3 separate regions of the Homo sapiens genome follow, and all the other regions are linked to region 3. Evidence: read pairs that join two places in POLR2A ChIA-PET (ENCODE). Cell type or tissue: GM12878. All regions are shown on one strand. Each heading gives the region's core, and the rest is flanking DNA. Links, peaks and the distances in the headings are about the cores only.

Evidence for each region. Peaks named below come from ENCODE experiments on the same cell type or tissue, not always from the same donor. Only the 100,000 strongest peaks of a DNase experiment are listed, where the experiment ranks them.
Region 1: POLR2A ChIA-PET joins it to region 3 with 7 read pairs; 11 of 35 experiments call an interaction of 5 or more read pairs at or near these places.
Region 2: POLR2A ChIA-PET joins it to region 3 with 6 read pairs; 1 of 35 experiments calls an interaction of 5 or more read pairs at or near these places.

What each region holds. Positions count from the first base shown.
Region 1 is chr12:68,613,406-68,620,280 of GRCh38, reverse strand. All of the region lies in intron 1 of RAP1B (RAP1B, member of RAS oncogene family), which reads right to left. Among named protein-coding and RNA genes, the nearest start is that of RAP1B, 5.9 kb to the right of the region's middle. RefSeq lists an enhancer at 3,823-4,594. In GM12878, for the core only: no CTCF peak of the experiment used is centred there; no DNase peak of the experiment used is centred there; H3K4me3 peaks cover 1,185 bases; H3K27ac peaks cover 399 bases.
Region 2 is chr12:68,286,942-68,293,816 of GRCh38, reverse strand. No RefSeq gene overlaps it. Among named protein-coding and RNA genes, the nearest start is that of IL22, 37 kb to the right of the region's middle. RefSeq lists a silencer at 3,306-3,365. In GM12878, for the core only: no CTCF peak of the experiment used is centred there; a DNase peak (open chromatin) is centred at 3,466.
Region 3 is chr12:68,478,284-68,485,158 of GRCh38, reverse strand. No RefSeq gene overlaps it. Among named protein-coding and RNA genes, the nearest start is that of LINC02384, 30 kb to the right of the region's middle. In GM12878, for the core only: no CTCF peak of the experiment used is centred there; DNase peaks (open chromatin) are centred at 2,258, 2,636, 3,518 and 4,370; H3K4me3 peaks cover 719 bases; H3K27ac peaks cover 2,998 bases.

The sequences.
Region 1 (6,875 bases), core at 1,654-5,653, 140 kb before region 3:
TTGCATTCCACAGTCCATCCTGGGTGACAATAGAGAGACTCAGTCTTAAAAAAAATAAAAATAAAAATAAAAAAAAATAAAAAAATAAAAAAACCACCACCACCAAGAAACAGCATTCTCCTGAAAGGTAAAAAAAGGATCATTCTACAGGTGTGTTTTTGAAAAGTGTCTACTTAAGGTAAGACAACACACCAAATTCTCAGGTCAAAAAGACATTACTAAACTTGAAACTTACAGCTTTACTATGGAAAAGTTATCAAATATTTTAAAACTGAGAAAGTCAACTACTAAAAATCTACTTAAGGATTATGTTAGACTTTGGACACAAGGGAATTCTGTCTATAGATGAGCAGTCAGGTATACAAAACAAATATTAAAACCAAAAATAGGCTTAAAAATAACTATTATCTAATCCATTACCAAGACCAAAAGTTGAATGGAATGCACAGAGAAGACTACAAAGAAGTTAAACTGATTATATATTAATAGGAGATTTTAAGATAAAGCACATGAAAACATTGCTTCACATTTATCTATGGCTCCCATTCCTGTTTCCAACAAAAATATAAACAAAATAAATCAAAGAAGACATTAAACACTGAGAGCAAAGCATGGAAAAATAAGTAATACAAAATACATTAGACAGTTGGGAATATTTTAATAGCATTTTCAGATAAATCTGGATACTGGTCTTTGACACTACACCAAAGCTCAGCAATTGGTTGCAATATGGAACAGGATACCTTATTGATAAACTTTTATGTTCTCTATAACATTAAAATCCATTGGTCTAGCTGACACTTTGTAAAGATTTCTTACCCATGTATGATTTTTATAATACTATGCATTGATCATTTGGAAATACTGACTCAGTTATGCAGATAATCAAATAATGACAGATTTCATTATATACTTACAGCAGCTGATACAAGCTTTCTAAAATTTTTGCTTAAAATCTAGGAACTTTATCATCGACCATAAATACTACCACTATTTTCCCTAAAGCAAAGCCTCACTGTTTTCAAGAAAATGTCAGCCTAATGCCCAAGTCTGGCATTCTTTTAAGCAAAAATGGCATTATATGAAGATTGATTCAGCGTGTGACTCAATCACACAAATACTTTCCCTAGAAACAACCATTATATTTCAGTATGCTGCCAAGTGTTTTTGTTTTGTTTTTCGAGACAGGGTCTTGCTCTGTCACCCAGGTTGAAGCGCAGTGGCACGATCACAGCTAACTGCAGCCTCCAACTCCTGGGCTCAAGAGATCCTTCCACCTCAGCCTCCAGAGTAGCTGTAGATGTGCATGACCACACTAACTTTTTTTTTTTTAATAGGAGAGACAGGCTCTCACTACATTGCCCAAGCTGGACTTAGCCTCCCAAAGTGCTGGGAGGCTTGCTGTCCATGGCCTCGCCAGTGTTTTAAGCATACTTCCCATTTTGTTACAGTATATTAAAGATGTGTACAAAGGTAGAGATTTAGTTTAAAATTTTTTTACTTCTTCATCAAGAGCATTTAGGTGAAACTTAAAAAAAAATCTGAGTGCATGGCAGTGAATAATACAATGATTACTAGGACAGTGAAGTACTCTAACCTGGTTTATTCTAAAGCGCCAGAAGTTTTATCCACCACTGTTTTTATACTACAGGTACAAATGTCACTACAAAGAAAACGGCAAAGAATGTCTCAGTATTATAAAAATAGTTTTGCACTTGTAGACTCGCCAAAAATGTCTAGGGGACCTCCAGGATTCCTTGGACCATACCTTGAAAATACTGATCTAGGTAATTCATTTGTTACACTAATCAAAACTCACAATTATTTATTAGTCCTTATTCATACTTTAATGGGATTCTTAAGCAATGCCATAGGAGAATAAAAGCTTTATAGGGCCAGGCAAGGTGGCTCACGCCTGCAATCCCAGCACTTTGGGAGGCCGAGGCGGGCAGATCACAAGGTGAGGAGTTCGAGACCAGCCTGGCCAATATGGTGAAGCCCCGTCTCTAAGAAAAATACAAAAAAAATTAGCCAGGCGTGGTGGCGCATGCCTGTAATCCCAGCTACTCGAGAGGCTGAGGCAGGTGAATTGCTTGAACCTGGGAGCAGAGGTTGCACTGAGCGAAGATTGTGCCACTGCATTCTAGCCTGGGCGACAGACTCCACCTCAAAAAAAAAAAAAAAAAAAAAAAAAGCTTTATAGAACAAGAACTAATACAGCTGGGTATGGTGGCTCATGCCTGTAATCCTAGCAGTTTGGGAGGTGGAGGCGGGCAGATTACTTGAGCTCAGGAGTTCAGACCAGCATGGGCAACATGGTGAGACCCCGTCTCTACAAAAAATACAAAAATTAGCTGGGCATGGTGGCATGCGCCTGTAGGCCCAGCTACTTGGGGAGCTGAGGCTGGAGAATGGCTTGAATCTGGGAGGTTGAAGCTGCAGTGAGCCAAGTTTGTGCCACTGCACTCCAGCCTGGGTGACAGAGTGAGGCTGTCAAAAAAAAAAATAGTACATTACTGTATTATTTTATGGTTTATGAAACATTCATGAGTAATACTGCATTTGATCCTCAACAACTCTAACAACAGTATGTCATCATTCTCACTGAGGAGGCAAGGAGGTTGGAAAGCTTCAGAAGGAAAGTACACATTTTGCTTTAAAAAAGTCATTGTAGTGATGGCATTACGGATGATACTCATTTTCTTCTTTATACTTTTCTATATTTTAAACATTGGTAAGAACGTCAAAAAGACATATTTGAACTCAGCCAATCTTATAAATACAAATCAGTACACTATCTCAAGTTTGTTAATTTCAAGAGCAGTAGGAGAAAACAACAGATAACATATGTTATATATCTCATCCTATCCCTCAATTCAAGATTCCAGAGGAATTCCTGCATTTTGCTATTGTATTGAGAAGCTTGTGGATAACTTAGAAGCATCAGCCACAAATATGTTGGCACAATGTAGTAATAGGATTCCACATTCTAACTGCAACTTTAAAACACAAGGTAACAAACAGCTGGATGCAACATACATACCTTTTGGCGCATAAAAACTAAGTAAAAATAGATTATATATATAGTCCTTATTTTATTGATACCCTTTCAGTTCTATTAACTGAGAACTTAGAAAGTCCCTGAATTTAGTATAAAGTAACTTTGAAAAATATATTCTAATGTGAGGATAAATTTTAGAATACACAGATAATTATAATTTCATTTTACCCAGCATTTTCCATTTCCTTTCCAGAAGCTTTCACCAAAAATTGCTACTAAATAGACAAAACATGTTTCCTTTCATCTTTTTCCCTTCCTACAAGGCAAAGAAAAAGGAAACAGGTAGAGGCAATCCACCACTTCGGCAATCAGTTCACTGTATATTTTTAAAATAAAGTTACTTAGTGAAATGCTGGGCCAGGCACAGTGGCTCATGCCTATAATCCCAGCACTTGGGAGGCCAAGATGGGCAGATCCCTTGAGCCCACGAGTTTGAGGTGAGCTTGGGCAACATGGCGAAACGTCTCTACAAAAAATACAAAACCTGGCCGGGCGCGGTGGCTCATGCCTGTAATCCCAGCACTTTGGGAGGCCAAGCCAGGTGGATCACCTGAGGTCAGGAATTCGAGACCAGCCTGACCAATATGGTGAAATCCCCTCTCTACTAAAAATACAAAACTTAGCTGGGTGCGGTGGTGTGCGCCTGTAGTACTAGCTAAGGCAGGAGATCTGCTTGAACCTGGAGGCGGAGGTTGCAGTGAGCTGAGATTGCACCACTGCACTCCAGCCTGGGGGACAGAGAGAGACTCCGTCTCAAAAAAAAAAAAAAAAAAAAAAAAAATTAGCCAGGCACAGTATTCCCAGCTACTCGGGAGGCTTAGACTGGAGGACTGCTTGACCCCTGGAGGCGGAGGCTGTGGTGAACTGAGATCGTGCCACTGCACTCCAGCCTGACTGACAGAGCGAGACTCTGTCTCAAAAAAAACAAAAAACAAAACAACAACAACAAAAAAACAAAGGCCGGGCACAGTGGCTCACGCCTGTAATCCCAGCACTTTGGGAGGCCGAGGCAGGTGGATCTCGAGGTCAGGAGATCCAGACCATCCTGGCTAACACAGTGAAACCCCGTCTCTACTAAAACACAAAAAATTAGCCAGGTGTGGTGGCGGGCGCCTGTAGTCTCAGCTACTCGGGAGGCTGAGGCAGGTGAATGGCGTGAACCCTGGAGGCGGAGCTTGCAGTGAGCGGAGACCGTGCCACTGCACTCCAGCCTGGGCGACAGAGTGGGACTCCATCTCAAAAAAAAAAAAAATCCAAATTATTTACTAGAGTTTTTAATGGATGCTCACTTCCTTTATTCAGTCTATCTGCACAACAGTTAAAAACATTCAATCCCCCAGTACCGGAAAAAAAATCACAAGTTATGAAACCAGAATTCAGCTAAAATTTAAAAGGTCTCACTGATATATGTATATGTGTGTGTGTATGTATGTGTATATATATACACATGTATAACTACAAAAACATAAAGTAAAAGTAATTACAAGTAAGCTTTAGGAAATGGTTTGATATAAAACTCAAACTCACAAGATTAAATAATTACTCTCTATGGTCAGAGAGACAGATTTGTAACTCAAAAGAACATTTCTAGTATGCAGGCACCTCATACACAATCTAAGTAATTTTTTTTTTTTTGACAGTCTCACTCTGTCGCCCAGGTTGGAGTGCAGTGGAGCGATCTTGGCTCACTGCAACCTCCGCCTCCCAGGTTCAAGCGATTCTCCTGCCTCAGTCTCCCAAGCAGCTCGGATTACAGGCACCTCCCACTACGCCCAGGTAATTTTTTGTATTTTGAATTGTATACTGATATCACAGAATATACTCCTCCTGTACAATAAAAATCAGATGGAAATTCTGTAACTCATGTTGTAAATATTTTTATTTTAGGGAATTTAAATTAAAAAAAACTGGTACATTTCCCCCACATTTTCATTTTTTCCTGTTTTAAGGTTCTTTGGAAAGTTTTAAAAATTTTGACCCTCTACTGATTCAAAGGAAAAAAAATCTTTCTAAATTACTGCTTAAATAATCAGTTGCTACTGTACCCTTGATTTGACCAACATTAGGAATAAATAGTCCAATGTTATGAAATACGGAATGTAAGTGATACTATTTTTTGTTGCTGGTGAATTTTAAAAAGTGATGTTTTTAAGGCAGCACAAAAGTTCCTGATAACTTTTCTTGTTTAAAATAGAAACTCTCCACGACCAAAGAGACTTGTTTTAGAATCCAGTGCTCAACTGGGTTCAAAGTACAACAGATTACATACAAATCAGTTTTTACTGCAAATGGATAAATTCATCTATTCTTTGTAGCTACTGCTTCCACTGTGCTTATGAGATTTACAAAGAACTTAAGACCTCAAATGGCAATTAGTACCTTTCAATACCATTGCAAAATAATCTATGAACACAGAAAAACACTAGCTTCCAGAGCCATGGTACAGTACTCCTGTTTACAGATGGCTGAACTAAAAATTTTGTCCAATGTTACAATGAATCACTGCATCAGCCAAAATGTCTTAACTTGTTCTAAAATTCAATTCAATTTGAAAAGGCTAACAAAAACTTCAGCCTAATCTCTTAGACCATGGAGTCCTCAATAATGACAGGAGGGGGAAGAAAACCCAGGGCATATTTTTAGTCACAACCTATGTCTCAGAAAGTTTAAGACAGACCAATCTTTACCTAACTTTTCTATAGAGTGAACACGTGACATCACTGCTATAAAACAGCAGTAAATAGCTAATTCATAAATGCTAAATTACTCCTAGTGCCAGTCAAATCTAGAAACTGCAGATCAATACCCAACCTCCTCTTTAGCAACACAAACATACAGAGAAACACAGTTATTTTACATCTTTAAGGAAATGAGGCAAATCAGTAAGATCTGTGTGATAGTCGATAATAAAACAGCCTATTTAAACAATACTTATGGGGAAAAAGTAAATGGACACCTTGTAAAATCGGTCAAATTCTCTGTATCAGATCCAATTTCAGATTAGTTTCACTACCTCAATAAATATTTATCGAGTACCTACAACAAAAGGCAAAAAAAACCTGAACGTGAGCTTTTCATCCAAATCTTGGACTGCATTTAAAATAACATGTCTAATCAGTTACCATGTTATCAATCTTTGCATAGACCTTCCACCAATCTTGAATTAGATAGGAAGATACAATTGAAAGGATCCTTACAAAAATGGATCTAGTTATTTTAATAATTAATTCTTTGCTATACCCTCCTTACATGGTAGCTCTTTATTATGGGAGGGGGTCACTTTACCTTTATACAGCTAAGAGAAAATATTGGAATTCTGAAAAGGATTGAGGATAAAACGAAAATTAATTTGTCAAGTAAAAGGGATTCCAAAGCCAATATGTAAATGTTTCTTTTTAAAGGATTACACTGTTCTCTTCAAATATCCTCTCTTTGAATGTTCATTACCATTAATCCCTAAATTCAAACGCTAACCATTACACTGTGCCCAGGCAACGCGCTACACTGTGCCCAGGCAACGCGCTAGGAAGATTACTGTGAAGAATGAAATGGATTAAGTCCCTACCCTCATGGTACTTACATTTAACTGGTGTTGAATGTCTATTGCAAGGCACCATGCCAGTGCGTTAAGGCATACAAAACAATATATATCTTGTGGTTGGAGTTCACAATTCAATGGAATAAATAATATAAAATGGTAACAGGAGGCAGGAAGTAATGCGTGTCATAGAAGGTAAGAGAGATGACTTTCACGCGGTCGTGGGTGAGGGGAGAATGTAAAAGAGAGCAGAGCAATCATTTTCTTATCTCCTTT
Region 2 (6,875 bases), core at 1,119-5,118, 190 kb after region 3:
TCAATGGCTGACCACTGATGTATGGTAAAGAAGGGAATTAGAGCTAGCTTGCAGGGAATTTTGCATAACTCAGTCTATTTTATCTAAGCTGTAGATGTAAAATCTGGGTACACCCACTGGAGTGAATCAAACCACATGAACTTGATCTATCAGGTGTTAGAAGGATTAGGATATAGTTCTCATGGGGACAAGGTCATGAACCCAGTCTCTATGCAACAATTTAGCTCTGCAGTTATTGACTGCTTCTGTTAAAAACCCTATTCAGTGACTCAGGGGAGAGAATAGTGTTGAGGGCCCAGTAGTGTTTTAATTGCTCATACTAAGGGTAACTCAGAAGACATGCATTTGGGTTGGTGAGTAGTCTTAGTTACATGACAACTGCCCCTTGAGATTTGCTAGTATTCAGGAGCTGGGATTGCTAATTCAAATTTTTATTAGTTTTATTAAGGCATACTTTAAACTGCAGTTGTTAAAAAAATTAGAGCTCAGTGAGTTTGAATAGATGTACACATCTGTGAAACTAACACCACAATCATGATACATTATGTTTCCATCACCCCAAAAGTTTCTTCATATTCTTTTGCAGTCAGTCTGTCCTTCCACCCCTGGTCCCCAAGGCAACCAATAATCTGCATTCTGTTGGTATAAATTAGTTTACAGGAATTTTATATAAATGGAGCCATCCTTTATGCCTGGCTTTTACTTAGCATAATATTTTTGAGAGTCATCCATGTTTTGGTGCGCATGTTGCCTCTTTATTCACTTGCTGGTGGACTTTGGGGTTGTTTTCAGTTCGGGATTATAATGAATAAAACTGCTATCAGTATTGGTGTGCAAGTCTTTGTGTAGATATATGCTTTCATTTCTCTGCAGAATATCCAGGTAATTCAATTTTTATTCATCTTGAATATAACTTCTGCTTTGAGTATACAGTATATACTCAAATAAATATTATAAACTGGTAGCTTGATCTTTTCGTCTAAATTAATATCTCACAAGCCACACTGGGGAGCCAACCGCAGAACTGCAACGAGTGGTTTTTCTAAAATGCATACACCTACCTGCTTTTTTCTCTGCCCCTCCCCCATCTTCACCCCAGGTGTTGAGATTCTCAGTGTATCCGTGTTTGAGAGCCCTTATAAAAATGCACCAAAACACATACATGGGAGGTTTCGCATGTTAATTTCTGGTCTCATCTCTGGATCCCCATGGAATTCTGAACTCAAAATTAAACCTTGAAGGATAGTTGTGACGATTAAGGATAAATAACATGATAAATATGCTTGGTACATAGGAGGAAATGTTACCATGAGATTTAAGCATAAATATCATTTTACAGATGGGAAGACCGACTTAGATGAAATAACTGGCCCAAGATCTGAAGGCTGGTGAATTAAATCTAGGCCTCCTTACTCGAAATCCACCCACACTAACTCCTTTGAAGTGTGTATGCTAAAATTGCAAGTCCCACTGTGATTCAGTTCTCTCTCTGGTTGATTCATTTGGGAGTTAATTTTCTACTTTGCCTTCTTGGAAGATAAATGACTACCTTTTCTAGTCGGGAAAAAGAATATGTGAGCATTGAATTATTGTACAAATGGATTCAACCAGAATGAAAGCAAATTAATATTCAAAACAAGCTTGTCCTTAAGTAGAGAAGTGTTGAAGTTGGCTACTTAGGGAGCTCAAGGATGGATTATATATTTTTGTTTTAATTGTGCATGCACATATCAGACATCCAGAAAATATCCTGACTTCTGGAAGTTTACCAAAGGAACAAATAATGTAAAATGGTAGATGATCCCAGAATTATTTCTATTTGGTTTTGGAATATGTTTTTGGTACTTTTACATCTGAAAGTGGTAGTCATGTTAGTGTGCTCAGGGCCCAGTCTGTCAAACCACCATTACTCAGTTTCCCAAGGTGATTCTGCTGATAGAGATTACTCCAGGCCAAACAACAGTCTATGTCATTGGACTAGCTAGGGTTGTGCACCAATGGGTCTGGTCACATGGGGTCTCTGAGAAGCCAACTTGCCCCATGAGCTTGACTCATGGACTAAAAGCAGGCTACTGATCTCTTCAGCTCCGTGCTGATGAACTTTCTTGCTAATGTTGACTCTGCAATCTAACCATACGTGTCTTTCTCCCATGGCAAGTGGAGGCACAGAAAGACCCAGCCCTTTGCTCTCAGGCTTAGAGCCAAGCTTCTTTAAATCATATGTCATGTTTCATTCCCACCCTGAGGCTCTTATACAGGAGGCAGCTCCCCATCCTGTGACTCCTGCCATGTGGCAGGTAAGAGCAAAGGATGAGTCATCTTAAAGATGGCATCCATTTCTCTTCTACGAAGTGCTCTACCCACTAGTCTCCATCCGTAGTTTCATTCTGCCCTATATCCATATAAAGCATATCTGGAAATTGAGAAATGAGGACTTGGGGGACACTAAGCCACCTTTGGAAATCAGAACATGAGGCCAACAGGTAGAGTAATGTTTGGGGAGTTTACACCAATTCAGACCACATAATGGACAATTTAGATAATGCTGGGAAATTGTTCAGTTTCTCCCCTATACAGTCTACATGCCAGTATTATGCTGGAGCTAACTCATGGGCCAATCATTAAATAAGAATGTTGTGAGCAAGTTGTTAAAGTTATCAGTAGTTAGAAATTGGCCATGGTGGGAGTATTTACACCACTGAAATCAACAGATGCCATAAATTAGGGCTTCTCCCATTTACTGGGAGGCGGTTTACAAGCCCATCACTAGCTACTGCCTCAGTCTCTCCTAAACTTTCCATATCACTTGCCTGACAGAGAAAACAATCTACTTCAGAAAGCCAGCTCAAGATAAGCTGCTTTAATATTTATTATACCACTTACATATTCCTTGGCTTATACAAATGGTTTGGTTTAGTTTATTTTCTTGGCTGAAGTCCACCTAGAAAATAAAAACAAGCCACAAATAACAATAGACTTACAGAGGGAGACTATGCAGAGACGGCCTAGGAATCTATATGTGTAATCTTCCAGATTCTCATAGGTAGTTTGGGAACAACTGGCTTTGGGGTTATAGTAGCCTATGTTCTAGTCCTAACTCCACCTTGAGCAAGCCAATTGAACTTTGAGCTTGTATTCCTCATCTTGCAGATTAAGATCACTCACCAATTTAGTTTTCAGATTAAATGGCATAAGGTCTGTGAAGTTTTCATATATGCTATTTAAATGTTATTCACTTCAAAATGTTTAGTTTTATTATGTCGGCAAATTTTCATTAAAACAACAAGAAAAAAAGCCTTGTTTTAGAGAGGCTAAGGTTAAATCTAATAAGCAGGTGACAGGGTACCCTGAAATCGTGGCCTCTCATCACAGACCTATCAGTTGTGACCTACATTCAGCTTACCCAGAGGCAGTTTCAGGTAGGGGTGCTGAAATGATTTGTCTATTTCCGTTATGTGGTAAAGCGAAAAAAGACTGACTACAGTGTTGTGACTCAGCTACTCTAGAAGGTGGAACTAATTACCTGATAAATGCAAACTATATTAGCGTAACCATGAATTGGAGATGTTATCAGCTTTGAGTCAGGAAATGCAGAGATAAAGTACCCACGATAATTACTGATGAAAGGAAAGATAGTCAAGGTTGGTCCCTGAATGAATGCGTGCCCAATATCAAAGATTTCCTATGTTTGCTGCAAGTTTTTTTTGAATAAGGTGAATTAAATTAAACTCAGTTTTGTAATTTTAAGAAGAAAATATAAACTAACCCAAATGCCACACATTATGGGAAGATGCAGGCACTTTACACTCATAACTTCAATGATAGTCAGAGTTTGGGCATCTCAGGAAAAATTTGCCCACAGTGAGTACCTTAGCATTCAATGTTCCTGTCAAAAAACTATTCAGGTCAAAACAGTTAAGGTTCTGGGGAAACCAAAAGAAAATCGAAAATAGGTTGTATGGCAATACTAAATTTTGGTTCCACAAGGAACGAGTAATATGAAGTTTAACTTGTAATTTTGCAAAGATGAAACATCCGAAGTGCTTTACTAATTTGAAAACATATACCTGGCACTAACAAATACCCTAGCATGATCATTTAAATCAATTACCGGCCAGGTGCGGTGGCTCACGCCTGTAATTCCCAGCACTTTGGGAGGCCTAGGTGGGTGGATCACGAGATCAGGAGTTCGAGACCAGCCTGGCCAACATGGTGAAACCCCCATCTCTACTACAAATACAAAAATTAGCTGGGTGTGGTGGCGGGTGCCTGTAATCCCAGCTACTCGGGAGGCTGAGACAGGAAAGTTGTTTGAACCCGGGAGGCAGAGGTTGCAGTGAGCTGAGATAGCACCATTGCACTCCAGCCTGGGCGACAGGGCAAGACTCCATCTCAAAAATAAATAAGTAAGTAAATAAATAAATAAATAAATTACTATGAATCGTTGCTGCCAAGACTTTTTGTTTATTTTTTATTTTTAATTTTTTTATTATACTTTAAGTTCTAGGCTACATGTGCACAATGTGCAGGTTTGTTACATGTGTATATTTGTGCCATGTTGGTGTCCTGCACCCATTAACTCGTCATTTACATTAGGTATATCTCCTAATGCTATCCCTCCCCGCTCCCCCCACCCCACAACAGGCCCTGGTGTGTGATGTTCCCCTTCCTGTGTCCAAGTGTTCTCATTGTTCAATTCCCACCTATGAGTAAGAACGTGTGGTGTTTGGTTTTTTGTCCTTGTGATAGTTTGCTGAGAATGATGGTTTCCAGCTTCATCCATGTCCCTACAAAGGACATGAACTCATCCTTTTTTATGGCTACATAGTATTCCATGGTGTATATGTGCCACATTTTCTTAATCCAGTCTATCATTGTTGGACAGTTGGGTTGGTTCCAAGTCTTTGCTATTGTGAATAGTGCCGCTATAAACATACATGTGCATGTGTCTTTATAGCAGCATGATTTATAATCCTTTGGGTATATACACAGTAATGGGATGGCTGGGTCAAATGGTATTTCTAGTTCTAGATCCTTGAGGAATCACCACACTGTCTTCCACAATGGTTGAACTAGTTTACAGTCCCACCAACAGTGTAAAAGTGTTCCTATTTCTCCACATCCTCTCCAGCACCTGTTATTTCCTGACTTTTTAATGATTGTCGTTCTAACTGGTGTGAGATGGTATCTCACTGTGGTTTTGATTTGCATTTCTTTGATGGCCAGTGATGATGAGCATTTTTTCATGTGTCTGTTGGCTGCATAAATGTCTTCTTTTGAGAAGTGTCTGTTCATATCCTTCGCCCACTTTTTGTTGGGGTTTTTTTCTTCTTGTAAATTTGTTTGAGTTCATTGTAGATTCTGGATATTAGCCCTTTGTCAGATGAGTAGATTGCAAAAATTTTCTCCCATTCTGTAGGTTGCCTGTTCACTCTGATGGTAGTTTCTTTTGCTGTGCAGAAGCTCTTTAGTTTAATTAGATCCCATTTGTCAATTCTGGCTTTTGTTGCCATTGCTTTTGGTGTTTTAGACATGAAGTCCTTGCCTATGCCTATGTCCTGAATGGTAATGCCTAGGTTTTCTTGTAGGGTTTTTATGGTTTTGGGTCCAACATTTAAGTCTTTAGTCCATCTTGAATTAATTTTCATATAATGTATAAAGAAGGGATCCCGTTTCAGCTTTCTACATATGGCTAGCCAGTTTTCCCAGCACCATTTATTAAACAGGGAATCCTTTCCCTATTTCTTGTTTTTGTCATGTTTGTCAAAGATCAGATGGTTGTAGATGTGTGGTATTATTTCTGAGGGCTCTGTTCTGTTCCATTGGTCTATATCTCTGTTTTGGTACCAGTAACATGCTGTTTTGGTTACTGTAGACTTGTAGTATAGTTTGAAGTCAGGTAGTGTGATGCCTCCAGCTTTGTTCTTTTGCTGCCAAGACTTTAAAAATATTATGGATCAATACACTAACAACATGTCAGTTTCTTTTATCAGTCAGAATCAAAATGTGGGGACCCAAAAAATTTTATTCAGATTTATTTTAATAATTTGAAGACATATAAAAATACAGAATAGTAGAGACATACATCAACATATACAGCTCTTCAGTCACTACTTAAATAATAATAAAAATAAAACTCAGAAACAGTGAATATTTTGTATTAGAGAAGCTTCTAGAAAAATATCTGATGACCCTCCTTATTATACAGATTTAGTGGTTATTTTCATTCACTAATTAAAACTGTCTGCAACAATTCCAGACATTTTCTGCTGTGTACAACACATTAATCTTAGTATATAAGTAGAAATCTGTTTAATCTTAAAAAGTCACAGTCACAAATTACAAAATAATTTACTAGACAACTAGCTTTTTAAAAATTATTTGTTAATCCCATATAAGGAGAAGGATTAGTTTCGACTGATACTTCAGGAAATTTTAGATTTACTGTGACAAGTAATTTCCATTTCCTCTTCTCTCTGAACAACAGCAGAGCCAGCGAGTCTTACTTTTTCCCATGCTAGGTTCCCTTCGGCAAACTCTATTTCCTAGTTGCTAATAAAAAAAAAAAGTCCATCTAAGCCACAGTAAAATATATGAGTTGCGTGGCTTGTGTGTGCGCATGAGTACATGTTCCCATGTGTGTTAATGACAACACCAACACACTACCATTGTGTCATTTACCACTGTTCCTTTGTGTGCACTCAAAGATAAAAATGTAACAAATTTTTCCTTCTGCCAAACCAACCTGCTTTAAGGAATATTTGCCTTGTCTTTGCCCTTCTGGTTTTCTATGTGCATGGAGCACATTCTCTTTTGTGTCTAAGGCACTGGTTACTCTAGGACTCCAGAATTTACCTTTTCCTTGGCCTTTGTAG
Region 3 (6,875 bases), core at 1,579-5,578:
CAATTAATACAACTTAAATTACCTGTAAAATTTAATAGGCAACCATTTCCCCTCCCCCAGCTCCCAAACTTTGGCAACCTTCTCGGTCTTCTCCAACCTTCTCGGTCTTCTCCTTTCTTCACCGGCTCATCACCTGTGCTCCAGCACCTAGCTTTCTTTGATTTGTCTTTGTTCCTTGAGAGTGCCATTCTTCTTTTCACCTGAGGGCCTTTGCATTTCTTGTTCTTTGTTTTTTTTTTTTTTTTATTGATCATTCTTGGGTGTTTCTCGCAGAGGGGGATTTGGCAGGGTCACAGGACAATAGTGGAGGGAAGGTCAGCAGATAAACAAGTGAACAAAGGTCTCTGGTTTTCCTAGGCAGAGGACCCTGCGGCCTTCCGCAATGTTTGTGTCCCTGCGTACTTGAGATTAGGGAGTGGTGATGACTCTTAAGGAGCATGCTGCCTTCAAGCATCTGTTTAACAAAGCACATCTTGCACCGCCCTTAATCCATTCAACCCTGAGTGGATACAGCACATGTTTCAGAGAGCACAGGGTTGGGGGTAAGGTCACCGATCAACAGGATCCCAAGGCAGAAGAATTTTTCTTAGTACAGAACAAAATGAAAAGTCTCCCATGTCTACCTCTTTCTACACCGACACGGCAACCATCCGATTTCTCAATCTTTTCCCCACCTTTCCCCCCTTTCTATTCTACAAAACCGCCATTGTCACCAACAGCTCATTGACAATGGCATTTCTTGTTCTTTAGGTCTGTAATGTTCTTCACAATTTTGCCTAGTTAGCTTTAACTCATCCTTCCGTGGCTCTCCATTTCTACAGCACATCCTCAGAGCAGCCTTCCATGAATTTCAGACAGGGTCATATCCCCTGGTATGTGCTCTTCTAATATCTTATATTTCTCTCTTGCACCATTTACCACACTTTTAATTAAATAATTAATTTTGAAAGTAGTTGTATAATTCCAGATGTGAGCTTCATGTTTGGTCAGGCAGTATGACTGTCTCATTTGCTGATTAATTCCAGGACCTAGCAGAGTACCTCATACATCATAGGCCTTTGAGAAACACTTATTGAAGGAATCAACAAGTAAGGGGATAATATTTTTTAAAGTATACGTCATGCATTTATTACCAACAACCCCCTCAACTCCAAAATCGGGCACAAGGATTGAAAATAAAAAATTCATTGCACTGCTTAGTAAAGCATTACTAGTAACTTTCATTAAAAATGGACAAACTTTGTTAAAAATTTATGAAGCCTTCAGATGATTTGGTTACAGATATTTGTAATATGTGCATTTAAAACTATATGTTAACTGATATAATGGAATATGATTTGAGGAAATGACTCAGCAAATGATTCTACAGACATCCTTGTGAGCATTCATAATCTGAAACAAACAGCAAAATGAGGTCACCAAATGTACCAACAGGGGGAAAATACTTTCTAATGAAGGCCTAAAGATATCTGTGAAAACTATTCTCTGAAGCGAGTTGGGAGATCTCATTCAAAATTATTGCAAGAGGGTCAAATGTAAGAATCTTGGGAAATCACATTTCAGAGAATATATAAAAATCTAAATAGGCTTTCACATTTTCCAGATTTTGCTCAATCAAAATTCAGGACAGAAAGTCCTAATATGAAATCTTGGGTACCCCCATCTGCTCCTAATGAATAAGAAGTATGTTAAAGACCAAAATTATTGGCATAATAATCCATTACATATACATCACATGTAGTGTAATCTTTATTTTTCTTATGAAAAAATCATGTTTAAAAATGGCAAAAAAGTACACATAGGCTGTTTTATATAGCTGTAAAAATTTATATCTGAACAGATCTAACATGATTCTGCTATACTCAGAATTCATTTTATGAGAACATGCAAGTAAAGTACTTTTTCTAATGTATATAAAGATACCTAATTAACAAGGCACACTGTACTAATGACTAGGAAAAGTAGCTTTTTCTCCCCCACCACCCTAAGAATTCTTGTCATGATTTCCCTTTTGCAGTAAAATTTTGAGAAGCAATTGGCAATTTAGGAGGTAACAGGGTATCTTTTGGTAAAATCTTGAATTGTTGAGCTCTTGGGACTGATCTCTCTTTGGGAGTGTCTTTTCTTTGCATGGGGCTTCTAGAGATGTGTTCAGATTTGCTTATTAAGTGTTTAGTGTGTATTAGATCACACATGAATGTGTCCTGACAAGCTCAGCCTAGCCACAGTGAGCAGCTTTGTGGCTAGCAAAAGAGAAAGAGCAGTTGATTTGTACCCAGCTGCTGTCACCTTGGTGATGTACCAGATAGCAAGCAAGCAGATGTTGGTTTGTTGCCTTTGTCCTCTTTCCTCCTAAAACAGTACTGGCGTTCCCACTTGAACACAGCTGTGAGTTTCTTGTGTGTTGTTATTTGTTTTTTGGTGTGAATTGTCATCTTTGATTTTTTTTTAACCCCCACACTCCCCCAGACAAGTCAAAACCTCCAGGTGAATGAGTTTTTTGGGGAGAATCTTAAGTATAGTTTCTGATTCCCCTAAACCTCTTCATGGAACCTTAGGGATCTTAGGCTCCTGGATTGGGAAATTTGAATTATTTTTCTGTTTCTGTTTTGTGCAGTGCAGGCAATGTGGTTCTGTAGTCCCCTATACTTGGAGTGAGTTCTGAGGATACCATCTGTAAAACGTCTCTTCTAGAATCCCCACTGCCTGAAGTCTGTAAAGGCCCTCTGCCCACGAACAAAGGAGGGACTTAATAACCCACTAAGGATTTTGGTAGGAAAAGGTAATTATTTCCCAAGATGAGGGCTGCCTGGGAGACTCTTCTGCTATCCCCAGGAGTCCCTTCCTCTATGCTGATTTCTAGGCTCCTATCATCCAACATCTTCAACTTCAGATGCAAGCTGGTCTCTTACTGCCTCCCTGGAGTTTTGTTGTTGGACAATTTCCTGTCCATGGATCCTCATGAGATTATGCTGAAATTTCATTCCCAATGTCATCAGGAATGAAACTAACCAAAATTGAACTCTAGAGAATGTGCTTTAATATCTAAGAACGCAGCTAAGTAATTGCTGTGTTCATCAGAGGAGGAAATCATTCACTATAAAATGCTGTAGGACAGACAACTCATTTTTAAGCAAGTTCATAATGGGAATTGCCTAAACAGAATTAAACTTTTATGGATTTTTTTTAAAAGAACCTATTTATTCATCAGACTTAAGAGAAACATTTCATTTCACTTAACTAAAAGGGCAGAAATTTTTGATGTCTCGATTACACAGGAAATGTGTTATGCACATGTTCATTAGAGTTTAATGGATGACTTCAGTTGTAAAAAAAGTTCGGCCATGTTGAGACTCTTGCTCAATGATCCCTGGTAAAATCCCCTTCTTGCTACTCACTCTGTAATCAGATGTTACATCTATCGACCCAATTCTTTTGAATGGTTTCTAAAAAGGAGAGGCCATTAGTTCAAATGTGCCATTTTCGCCTGTCAAAAGGCAATTTGCAAATGAACATTACACTCTAGGAAGCAGAGCTCTTCCATTCTCAGAAAAAAGTGATGATAATTGGAATTTGCATATGTTTCTTTTTTGAGAGACAGACCACAGAGTTTGTTTATGACTATCTTTAGCACCAACGGGAAGCTCATGATGAAATGGAGGGGAAAAGAGTTAAAATGTTTTAAAACTCATGGGAAATATGTTCCAAATGATCCAGGGGCTTTTAAAAGTCCATTTTAAAAACATGAGAATGGTGTAGCGTGGGGTTGTTTTTTCGGTAGCAGGGAAGGGCATCACTTTGCCAACTGCACTTTCTGGCCCTGGGATCAGCTGCTCATTATTTGTCTGAAGAATAACTGGGTGGGACCAAGGCTGCAGTCTTTAGCAGTGGAAAAGGTGATTCTTTGTGAAAAACTTAACTAGTTGGTAGAAAGGTCAAACCAGGAATGCTGACTCCTTAGCAGCCTAACCCTAACCTCAACACTAACTTGGTTTTTAAACAAGGTAGGTTTTTTTTGTTTTGTTTTTGAGACAGAGTCCCCCTCTGTTGCCCATGCTGGAGTGCAGTGACACGAACTTGGCTCACTGCAACCTCCGCCTCCCAGGTTCAAGTGATTCTCCTGCCTTGGCAGGAGTAGCTGGGATTACAGGCACCTGCCACTGCATCCAGCTAATTTTTGTATTTTTAGTAGAGACGGGGTTTTGCCATGTTGGACAGGCCGGTCTTGAACTCCTGGCCTCAAGCAATCCACCCATCTCAGTCTCCCAAAGTGCTAGAATTACAGGCATGAGCCACCTCAACCAGCCTAAACAAGATAGTTTTTATATGAATAATCTTAGATGACAGGTAAGTGTTCACAAGCATGTTTTCAAACATTCATATCAGCCCTTAAGGGGTTTACCAAGCAGTCTTCACTCTCTTACTTCCTCTAAGTCTCACATCTACACTTTAAGTTATCCCCATCAGTCAGAATAGGCCAGGTTATGCTGCTGCAACAAAAAAGCCTACCACCATGTGGTGTTGGTTTAGGGATTGCTGGTGGATGAAAAGAAAACCATTACCTGAGGCAGGAAGAATGTTTTTTTTTTTTTCCCTGTGCCCTGGGGACAGACAATCTTTGAGATGGTGGCTGCTCTGTCTGCTGAGCTCCTAGAGTGAGATGAGCAGCACACTCCAGCTGAACTGTAATGCAAATAAACTTAATTTTATAGCCAGTAAGATTCAGCAGCATAACCTGACTTATTCTGACTACTACAATATTTAGTGTAATTTTACCGATAAACAGACAAATTCTCATAGAGGTTAAATAGCTATCCCAAGACTCTAGGCAAGGGCAGGGAAACCATGTACAGCTTCTCTCTAACACATCAGGCTGACTCTTCCTTTGTGTCTGGCAGAGCCATGAAAGATCCGTTTTTTCCATCAGCTACTGAATTCTCATTCTAATGAAGTCATTCTGATCCCATGTGCCTCTGGGAATGAACGTGGTCTTTTGCAGACAGAAACATAACTTTTATTTGTTTGTTTAGCATTGCAGGTAGGATGACCAACCATCCTGGTTTGCTGAGGGATTTCCCAGGCATGGGAGCATCAGTGGTAAAATAAGGAAAGTCCCAGGAAAATTAGGTTGAGTTGGTCATCCTTATTGCTGAAGTGATTTCTCCTAGTAACACTTAGGAATTATGCAGCCTGGATTCCCACTGCACCTTGTAATTATTTCCATTATAATATTTATCACATTGTGTTTTAAATGACTCAGACTGTTCAGTGTCTATCTGTACACAAAGCCCTGAACTCCTGAGACCAAGAACTATTTCTTTTCCATTTTGTATTTCTAATACCTTGTATGGTGCCTGCCACTTCAAAGGAACACAATAAATATTTATTGAATGGATGAATGAATGTTATTTCTCTGTCGTTTTTCATTTCAAAAACTGGTGTGATGTAATTAGCTTTCTCCTTTGAGGATTGATTCTACCTAGATAATAATTCAGCTATAAAGAAAGCTAGGAATCTTTCTTAGCTGCAGCTACAAGCTTGCATAAAGCTTTCAGTGTGACCCATTGTGTAAAATTATATAAACTCAGCACTGGATTTCAGCATAAACCAATTCCTTTTAGACTGACTGAATAATTGAATCTCCTTGTTTGGCATTTGTTTAAAGAGAGAAGGTCATGGGACAAATGGTGGATATTTGAGGCTATGGAAACATATGTTATAAATTTGGTTTAGCTGTTTCTGGTAACTGGCATTATTGTGACTGAAGACCCAGGATTCCCCAGTCTGCCCTCCACCCTCGGGAATGCATAACTAGATGCTTTTCAAAAACCAGAGGCAGAAAGAAAATCGCCATGGGCACGCCTCACTGATAGACTGCATTCATGCCCAGTTAAGGAAAGCAAGCAGAGGACTGAGAGACTTGCTCCAGAGAGTCAGACCCAGGGCTCATCCAGTTGAATCTTTTCATAACAGGCCTAAGAGGTGTGCTGAGAAAGCTTGGTGGTTCTTGACTCTACTTACATACTAACTCCTCAGACATCTTTGCTAATCACCCACAGAGGCTCTCTCCTAAGTGACTAAGCTTTTCTGAGAAGTGACTTGAATTCTATGAAGAGGCCCTCTGGATTGGTGGAAAAATCATGGAACCTGTTTTAGGGGACTTAAAAAAATCCCCATCCTCAGTTTCCTCATCTGTAAAATGGGTTTCATTTTACTTACCTTTCTTACTTCACAAGATAGTTTGTGAAGGTCAAAGGAGATTACATCAGTGAAAACAGTTTGAAGATTGTAAAATGCAGAAAGAATATAAGATAATATATATTTTCTGCCTCTGTTAATTCACCTGATTCTTTCCCCATCCTATAACAAAACTTGCCTAAGCTTGCCTTCTGGTTTAGAACTTCCTTTTATTTATCCCAATATTTTTCTCACCACAGAAAGAGAAAAAATGTTTGCTGTGTGCTTGGTATGTGCACTGTCTTCATAACAAACTTGTGATGCAGGCACCTTATCAGAATTTTACATACAGGTACTAGTTCGTAGTCATTTGGTAGCTTGTCCAAGGTCATACATGCAGCCAGATCTTGGGTTTAGACTCAATTGTGCCTATCTTATAGGCCATGCATTTTCCATCCACCACACAACCTTTCAAGTTTTAAGGGGTTCCTCTCCATTTTTTTTTTTTTTTTGATCCTGGATTTGGTATAGAAGTTCACCTTGGGCTTGATCACAGCATTTTGATTTTCTAGAGTTTGATCATATTCTTCATCTTCTGTCACTCCAGCCTGAAATGTCCTGCTCTTTATTCTGGCAGTCCTCTCCATTTTCTGGATCTTTATACTTGCTTTTATTTGGATATTTCTTGAGATATAAGA